2 separate regions of the Homo sapiens genome follow, and region 2 is linked to region 1. A link is an interaction called in ENCODE POLR2A ChIA-PET data of the cell type or tissue named here. Cell type or tissue: PC-9. All regions are shown on one strand. Region 1 has its middle 86 kb from the start of TMEM106B. Region 2 overlaps LOC124901589 (a long non-coding RNA gene).

Evidence for each region. Peaks named below come from ENCODE experiments on the same cell type or tissue, not always from the same donor. Only the 100,000 strongest peaks of a DNase experiment are listed, where the experiment ranks them.
Region 2: POLR2A ChIA-PET joins it to region 1 with 5 read pairs; 2 of 35 experiments call an interaction of 5 or more read pairs at or near these places.

The regions. Positions count from the first base shown.
Region 1 is chr7:12,295,434-12,299,433 of GRCh38, reverse strand. No RefSeq gene overlaps it. Among named protein-coding and RNA genes, the nearest start is that of TMEM106B, 86 kb to the right of the region's middle. In PC-9, no CTCF peak of the experiment used is centred here; a DNase peak (open chromatin) is centred at 1,513; H3K27ac peaks cover 374 bases.
Region 2 is chr7:11,983,297-11,987,296 of GRCh38, reverse strand. All of the region lies in intron 1 of LOC124901589 (a long non-coding RNA gene), which reads left to right. Among named protein-coding and RNA genes, the nearest start is that of THSD7A, 150 kb to the right of the region's middle. In PC-9, no CTCF peak of the experiment used is centred here; a DNase peak (open chromatin) is centred at 1,746.

The DNA of each region.
Region 1 (4,000 bases):
TCTCCCACCAAGTCCTTCCCACAACACATGGGAATTATGGAAGCTACAAGATGAGATTTGGGTGGGGACATAGAGCCAAACTGTATCACCACCTTAACCTGTTTTGCGAGCAATCCAAGCCCTTATTCTTTCTGTAACCTCAAGATGTTATAAAAACATCTGAACACCATTCCAGGGTAGGGTAATTACATTGTAGTTCTCCCTTGTATGATTGCTAACAAATCTGTATGCTTTTTCTTCAATTTGTTTTTTGTAAGTTGACTTTTCAGTGAAACTTCAGAGGGTGAAGGGAAGGTTTTCCCCTGTCCCCTGCAGCTATAATCTCTCTCCTGATTTCTTGAAAGATCTGATAAACAACTTAGTTTTGGCTTGGTGGCTTTGAACTTCGGCATAAATAACTTCATTTTGGCATAAGTAACTTCATTTTGGTTTGGCCTGTTGGGCGTAGTGCAGAAGCCCAGTTCAAATAATAGCTTTCTATAAATTTTACTTAACAATCATTTTGATGAGAAATGGCAAATAACTAGGTCAATTTTTCCAACTGTAGGGACCAAGGGGAACCCTTATAACCACCCAACAGGTTCACTTTGCCCAGTGCCTAGACAGAGCTGATTTATCAAGACAGGGGAATTGTAATGGAGAAAGAGTAGTTCACGCAGAGCTGGCTGTGTGGGAGACCAGAGTTTTATTACTATTCAAATTGGTCTCCCCAAGCACTAGGGAATCAGAGTTTTTAAGGATAATTTGGCGGGTAGGGGCTCAGGAAGTGGGGCATGCCAACTGCTCAGGCTGGAGATAGAATTATAGGGGTCGAAGTGAGTTTTCCTTGCTGTCTTCTGTCCCAGGGTGGGATCATAGAACTGGATGAACTACATTACCCTTCTGGGTGGTGTCAGGTGATCCATCAAGTGCAGGGTCTGCAAAATATCTCAAGCACTGATCTTAGGATTTACAATAGTGATGTTGTTCCCAGGGGCAATTTGGGGATGTTCAGACTGTTGTAGCTGGAGGCTGCGTGACCCCTAAACCTTAATTTCTAATCTTGTAGCTAATTTATTAGTCCTACAAAGGCAGACTGGTCCTCAGACAAGAAGGTTTTTTTTTTTTTTTTTTTTTTTTTTTTTTTTTTTAAAGAAAGGGCTAGTATCATTTTTGTTTCAGAGTTAAAGGTTAGTTCAGCCTATGCCCAGGAACGAACAAGGACAGCTTAAAGGTTAGAAGCAAGATGGAGTTGGTTAGGTCTGATCTCTTTCATTGTCATAATTTCCTCCGTTATAATTTTTGTAAAGATGGCTTCACCCTTGGCCCTCTGGAGGTTTGCTGAAAAAAACCAACTTGCAAAGGGCAGATTAATAATAAAAAAAAAGGGCATATAAATTTATGTAATATGTATGCATAGGAGACTTCAGAATGAAGATTTTACCCCCAGTGTGGTACAGATGCTTATGCATCATCTTGAGGTTGCAGAAGGAATGTGGGCTCAGAACATGACCCAAAACAGGTTATGCTGGTAAATCAGGTCTTAGTGGCAAGACAGATTCTGGGAGGGAGGAAACAGGAAGCTTAGCTAGTAAAGGTGGCGTTGTTATATAGATGAAGCTTTGCTTCACAGGCAGCAGCCCTTGGAGAGAATAGATGGTAAGAGTCTTTTTCAGACTTTTGAATGTTTCAGACTCAGTTAATCTTTCTCAGTTAATCTGAATAAGAGACGGGCTGGCTGCATTAATGTAGATTCTCTGCACATCTACAAATGCAAATTTCCCCCACAGAAGACAGCTTTGCAGGGCCACTTAAAAATATGCCAAATTAATATATTTTGGGGTAAAATTTTTTATTTCCTTCACACTCCAAAATCCACTGTACCCTGCTCCCCATTCTTGAGCTTTCCTTCTGACCTCACTGTGCTTTTAAATAAATAAAATGACCAGAAATAAAATCATAAATGCTGATGTGACAATTGTTTAATAGTCATGTTTCTAGTTCTTAGGTTGAAGGTGTCTTAAATTATCATCAATATTTCATCACATATAAAACATAGTTCAGCTATTAAATTGTAGAACATTTAAATCGGGAAAGAAAAAAAAATCCAGTTAAGATCTGGACTCTAACAATCCAAGAGACTAAAAAGTTTTAGTACCTATGTTTTGGAGTTGGTAAATTAAGCTTGTCTTAGAAGTTTTAAATTTAAGGAGAAACTTTAAATTCAGGGTATTATTGGCTACAGCACCAATGTATTTCTTTTGAAAAGATAGTGTTTAAATGAAGCTTTGCTTTTGTGGGGGCCATGGCCTTTGGCCCCCTGAAGTTTCACTGAATATCACTAACATGGGGCAGATTGATTAAATAATGGGGGAGGTCAGAGAGGCCTTGAGGTTTCTTCAGTTCAACATGCCAAAACATCATATTTTGGGGTATTGGTTTTGTAACTATCCAACGGGTTCTCCTTGCCCACTGCCTAGACACAGCTGATTTATCAAGACCAGAAAATTGCAATAGAGAATGAGTTTAATTCACTCAGAGCTAGCTGTACTGAAGGCCAAATTAGTTTTATTACTCAAATTTAGGAGGACAAAAATCGCCTAGTGCCCATCAAGCAGACCATCCAAAGTCAAACTCCTTATCTGAAAAATTTAGAAGTAATTAGACTTCCCTATTATCTAAAGCCAGCAGCTGGTACCAGGCTTCTTTCTCAAGAATTTATAAGTAACCAGAATTTCTATTCATCTCTGGAATGCATGTATGTTGAGACTCATAATGCAACCCTTGCTGACATTAGTGTTACAGGATTCTTTCAGTGCTGCTTTTGCCAGCTGGAAATCTCTGTGGCCACCATGACCTCTGCCTTGGGCCTTGCTTGGACCCACCAGGCTCACTCTGCCCACTCAGCCTAGCAGGCTGCACTTGGTTTGTTCCCCGCCCCAGATCCCACACCTGCCATGGGATCCACACTCAGCCTGCAGCTGGAACGGTCATACCACCACCAGCTTCCACCTTGGGCACCAGCATCTGGATGAGGGGAATGCAGTAGCAACTGAAATCTCAAAGATGCCAGCAACTGCACAGCCCTGAGGAATGCTACAGATCTTGCCCAGGGACTCCCAAGCTCCAAGGTCCAAGGCCCCAAGAAGTGTTACAGCTGTCTCTCATTCCTGCAGCTTGGCAAACGGGCATGTCACAGCACATTCAGTCCCACTGCTCACAGCTCAGTAAAGGGGGACATGTCACAGCTCATTTGGATTTGCCACTGCAGGTTGGAGAATGAGGGCATGTGGCACTCAGCGGTTTTTTCACTCCCGTAGCTCAGCAAGCAGGAGTGTATGTTACAGCTCTTTTCGCACCCACTGTTCAGTGGATTCTAGGTTCTTGTCCCGTGATGAAGAGGAATGAAGTACGTGGACACTGGAGAGTGAGCAAGGCAGATAATTTTATTGAGTGACAGAAAAGCTCTCGACATGAGAGGGGCCCAGAAGTGGGTAGCCCTCTGTGTGAGAAGGGAACAAAAAGTGGGTTGCCACCTGTGAGGCTGAGTCCAAGGCTTTTATGAGAAAGTGCATGCTGATTGATCCATGGGTGGGCCTGGAAGAAGCAGCATTCAATTGGCTAAAGGGCATCAAGGAAGTCCTCACTCTGGTTGTGAACTCTACCTGGAACAGGAAGCTCAGTTTTCAGGCTTTAGACTGTCCTTGGCTCTAAGGTCAGGTTTCACTGGGGACACGACCCTTTCTGGCTAGGAATTTGACTGTTTACTGTCACTATCAATCCCCCCTCTGAAGAGGTACGTCTAACTGACATTATTACAGGGATGGTGACAGGTCTAACTGCTTCATGCTGACAGGGGCATTGTTTTGGGAAAACAGCAGTTAGATGTCTCTCAGAGGTCTACCTATGGGTTCCCGGTAAAAAGAGCCATCATCTGAGGCTCTATTTCCATGACCATTTGGAGTTTGATGGTCTCTAGGTAAGAAGAAACAAATTTTAAAAGGAGGTTAAGTATGCATGG
Region 2 (4,000 bases), 310 kb after region 1:
AGGATTGTAATGACCTTGGCGGAAGCATTTTGCTGTTATGAGGTCAAGGTTCAATTTGCAAAATTGAAGGTGAGGGGAGCTAAAGTGCCAAGAATGTCCTGTTAAAGAGAATTTGTCTTTTGAAGTATTTCAGAGAATAGCTATTAAATTTTATCAGCAAGGTTAAGGAACAAGTGTCAGAGCCAGAAATCCATTAGATTTAGAGTAGTAGCTATACTCTGGAAAAAAATGTGTAAGAGTTTTGCTTTTCCTTAAGTGGTAAAAGGTGAACAGATGGGGTCACAAAAATAAGATGAATAGAAAAGGGAGCATATCAGTGTTTTAGCAGAGATCATATTGGAATAATAGGCAAGCTTACTAGCAGAGTAGAAGGACTGAAAGGGGCCTTCTACCCTTCCGAAGAAGTAAACAGCTTCTAAATGATTCCTAACCCCCCACCCCCAGCCTTTTTTTAAGATTTGTAAATGGAATGAATGCCCACTAGTGAAGAGAAAGTGCTATGGACTGAATTGTGTTTCATCCAAAATTTACATGTTAAAGCTCTAATTCACAATGTGACTGTATTTAAAGACAGGGCTTTTAGGAGGCAATTAAAGTTACATGAGGTCAAAAGAGTAGGAGCAGTGGGTGCAGTGGCTCACACCTGTAATCTCAGCATTTTGGGAGGCAGAGGCTGGTGGATCACCTGAGGTCAGGAGTTCCAGACCAGCTGACCAATAAGGTGAAACTCTGTCTCTACTAAAATATAAAAATTAGCTGGGCGTGGTGGCGCACGCCTGTAGTCCCAGCTTCGTGGGAGGCAGAGACAGGAGAATTGCTTGAACCCAGAAGGCAGAGGTTTCAGTGAGCCGAGATCATGCCACTGCACTCCAGCCTGGGTGACAGAGCAAGACTCTGTCTCAAAAAAAAAAAAAAAAAAAAAAAGAGTAGGGGCATAATTCTATAGAATTGATGGCCTTACAGGAAGAGAAAGAGAGAGATTTCTGTGTCTGCATGTGTACACATTGGGGAAAAACGATGTGAGAACACAGCAAATGGTGGCTGTTTGCAAGTGAGGAAGGAGGCCTCACCAGAGTCCGACCATGCTGGCACCCTGATCTCGGGCTTCTCAGTCTCCAGGCTGTGAGAAAATAGATTTCTGTTGTGTGAGCCACCCAGTCTATGGTAACAGACTAATACAGGAAGTAATAAACATCTTTTGAGGTAGGAAACATGAATCTGAGGATCACTACTTTGGAGTCTTACTGTTGTGTCAGTTGTTAACAGTACCTGATAAGATCCTTTTCACTGAGGTTCAAGTGCAGGTTTTTTGGTGTCTTTTCCAGAAGATTACATTTTCAGATTATAGATCATTTAGAGGTGGGTGTTTTAGAAATGTTCTTATCTGTTGATCTAGAGCTAGAGATATCCTGAGTCCGTGTAGTACTAGTCATATCTGTTTGTAATTGAGTGGAATTTAAGACTGTTAATGAAATTTCCAAATGCCTAAGGTAGCCTGTTATTAATCAATCAGGAGAGATGATATAGGTGTCCCAGATGGCTTGGCCCATAGAAACATTGAAGCTAACAATAATACTTTAGGCCATGGAAGTTTGAGGGTTCCTGAGAACTTTCATAATTTTAGTTTTATAATGCCATAGTTCCCTTAATTCTTCTTCAGGACTCTTGATAAAAAAAGATGGTGAAATTTCTTGATAAAAGACAAAACCTGCTTTTCAGCATTCCTTAACAAGAATGCTGGAAAAACAAATGTCTCTGTCAGTAGAAAGGCAGAAATTCCTCAGGTTGAAAAACAAAACCAAGCATTTTTGGGGTCATAATTAATGGCCATGCATTCCACTGTATGACTATAAAACACATTGATGATCCATCTATCAGTTGATGGATATTTGAGTTATTTCTGCTCTTTGGCTACTGAAATAATATTGCTGTGCACATTCATGCACAAGTTGCTTCTAATAAGTTAGATTTTCACATATGGTTATATAACTAGTAGTTGAATAGCTGGGTTATATGGTTTCTACATGTTTAATATTTTGGTGAACTGCCAAATTTCTAAGTGTCTGTACCATTTTAGAACCTCATCAGCAATTTATGAGGATTTCAGCTTCTCCACATGCTCATCAACACTTCTTATTGTCTGCCTTTTGATTTTAGCCACCCTAGTGAATATGAAGTGGTATGATATCTCATTGTGATTTTGATTTATATTTCCCAAATGATAAATTATATTAAGTATCTTTCTGTGTGTCTATTGATCATTAATAGATATTCTTTGAGAAATCTTTTGCCTATTTTTAAACTGGGCTATTTTTCTTTTTGTTGAAGTTGACAGTTCTTTATTAATTCTAGACACAAGTCCCCTATTAAATATATGATCACAAATATTTTCTCCCATTCTTTTGGGTTGTCTTCACTTTCTTTTTTTTTTTTTTTGAGACGGAGTCTCGCTCTGTCGCCCAGGCTGGAGTGCAGTGGCGCAATCTCGGCTCACTGCAAGCTCCGCCTCCCGGGTTCACGCCATTCTCCTGCCTCAGCCTCCCAAGTAGCTGGGACTACAGGCGCCCGCCACTACGCCCGGCTAATTTTTTTGTATTTTTAGTAGAGACGGGGTTTCACCGTTTTAGCCGGGATGGTCTCGATCTCCTGACCTCGTGATCCGCCCGCCTCGGCCTCCCGTCTTCACTTTCTTGATGGTATCCTTTGAAATACAAAAAGTTTTTTCTTTTTAATTTTGATAATGTCCAATTCACTTTTTTCTTTTGTGACTTGCGCTTTTAACATCCTAGCTAACAGACCATTACTAATTAAAGGATAAAATGTACTCCTCTGTGGCTTCTAAGAATTTTTATAGTTTTACCTTTCACATTTAGGTCTATGATTCATATGGAGTTAATTTTCCTTTATAGTATGAAGGATTCTAATTTCATTCTTTTGTATGAAGATATTATTGTCTTAGTACCATTTCTTAAAAAGCTTTATCTCCCCCCATTAAATATCTTAGACCCATTTTTGAAAATTAATTGACCTTTAGTATAACAGCTTATTTCTGTACTCTCAGTTTTGCCCATTGTTTTGTATAGCTTTTTCTATACTGTACCACACTGTTTTGATTACTGTAGTGTTGTGGGAAGTCAGGGACCCTGAACGGTGGGACCGGCTGAAGCCATGGCAGAAGAACATAAAGTGCGAAGATTTCATGCACATTTATTAGTTCCCCAAATTAATACTTTTATAATTTCTTACGCCTGTCTTTACTGCAATCTCTGAACATAAATTGTGATGATTTCATGGACACTTATCACTTCCCTAATCAATACTCTTGTGATTTCCTATGCCTGTCTTTACTTTAATCTCTTAATCCTGTCATCTTCCTAAACTGAGGAGGATGTATGTCGCCTCAGGACCCTGTGATGATTGCGTTAACTGCACAAATTGTTTGTAGAGTGTGTGTGTTTGAACAATATCAAATCTGAGCACCTTAAGAACAGGATAGCAGCCATGTTCAGGGAACAAGGGAGATAACCTTAAAGGCTGGCTGCCTGTGGGCCTGGTGGGACAGTGCCATATTTCTCTTCTTTCAAAAGCAAATAGGAGAAATATCGCTGAATTCTTTTTCTCAGCAAGGAACAGCCCTAAGAAAGAGAATGTGTGCCTAGGGGTAGGCCTCTAAAATGGCCACTTTGGGGATGCCTGCCTTTTACGGTTGTAAATAAGGGATGAAATATGCCCCGGTCTCCCATAGCGCTACCAGGCTTATTAGGACGAGGAAATTCCCGCCTAATAAATTTTGGTCAGACCAGTTGGCTGCTCTCAAACCCTGTCTCCTGATAAGATGTTATCAATGACAATGCATGCCTGAAACTTCATTAGCAATTTTAATTTTGCCCCAGTCCTGTGATCTCACCCTGCCTCCACTTGCCTTGTGATATTTTATTACCTTGTGAAACATGTGATCTCTGTGACCCACACCCTATTTATACACTCCCTCCCCTTTTGA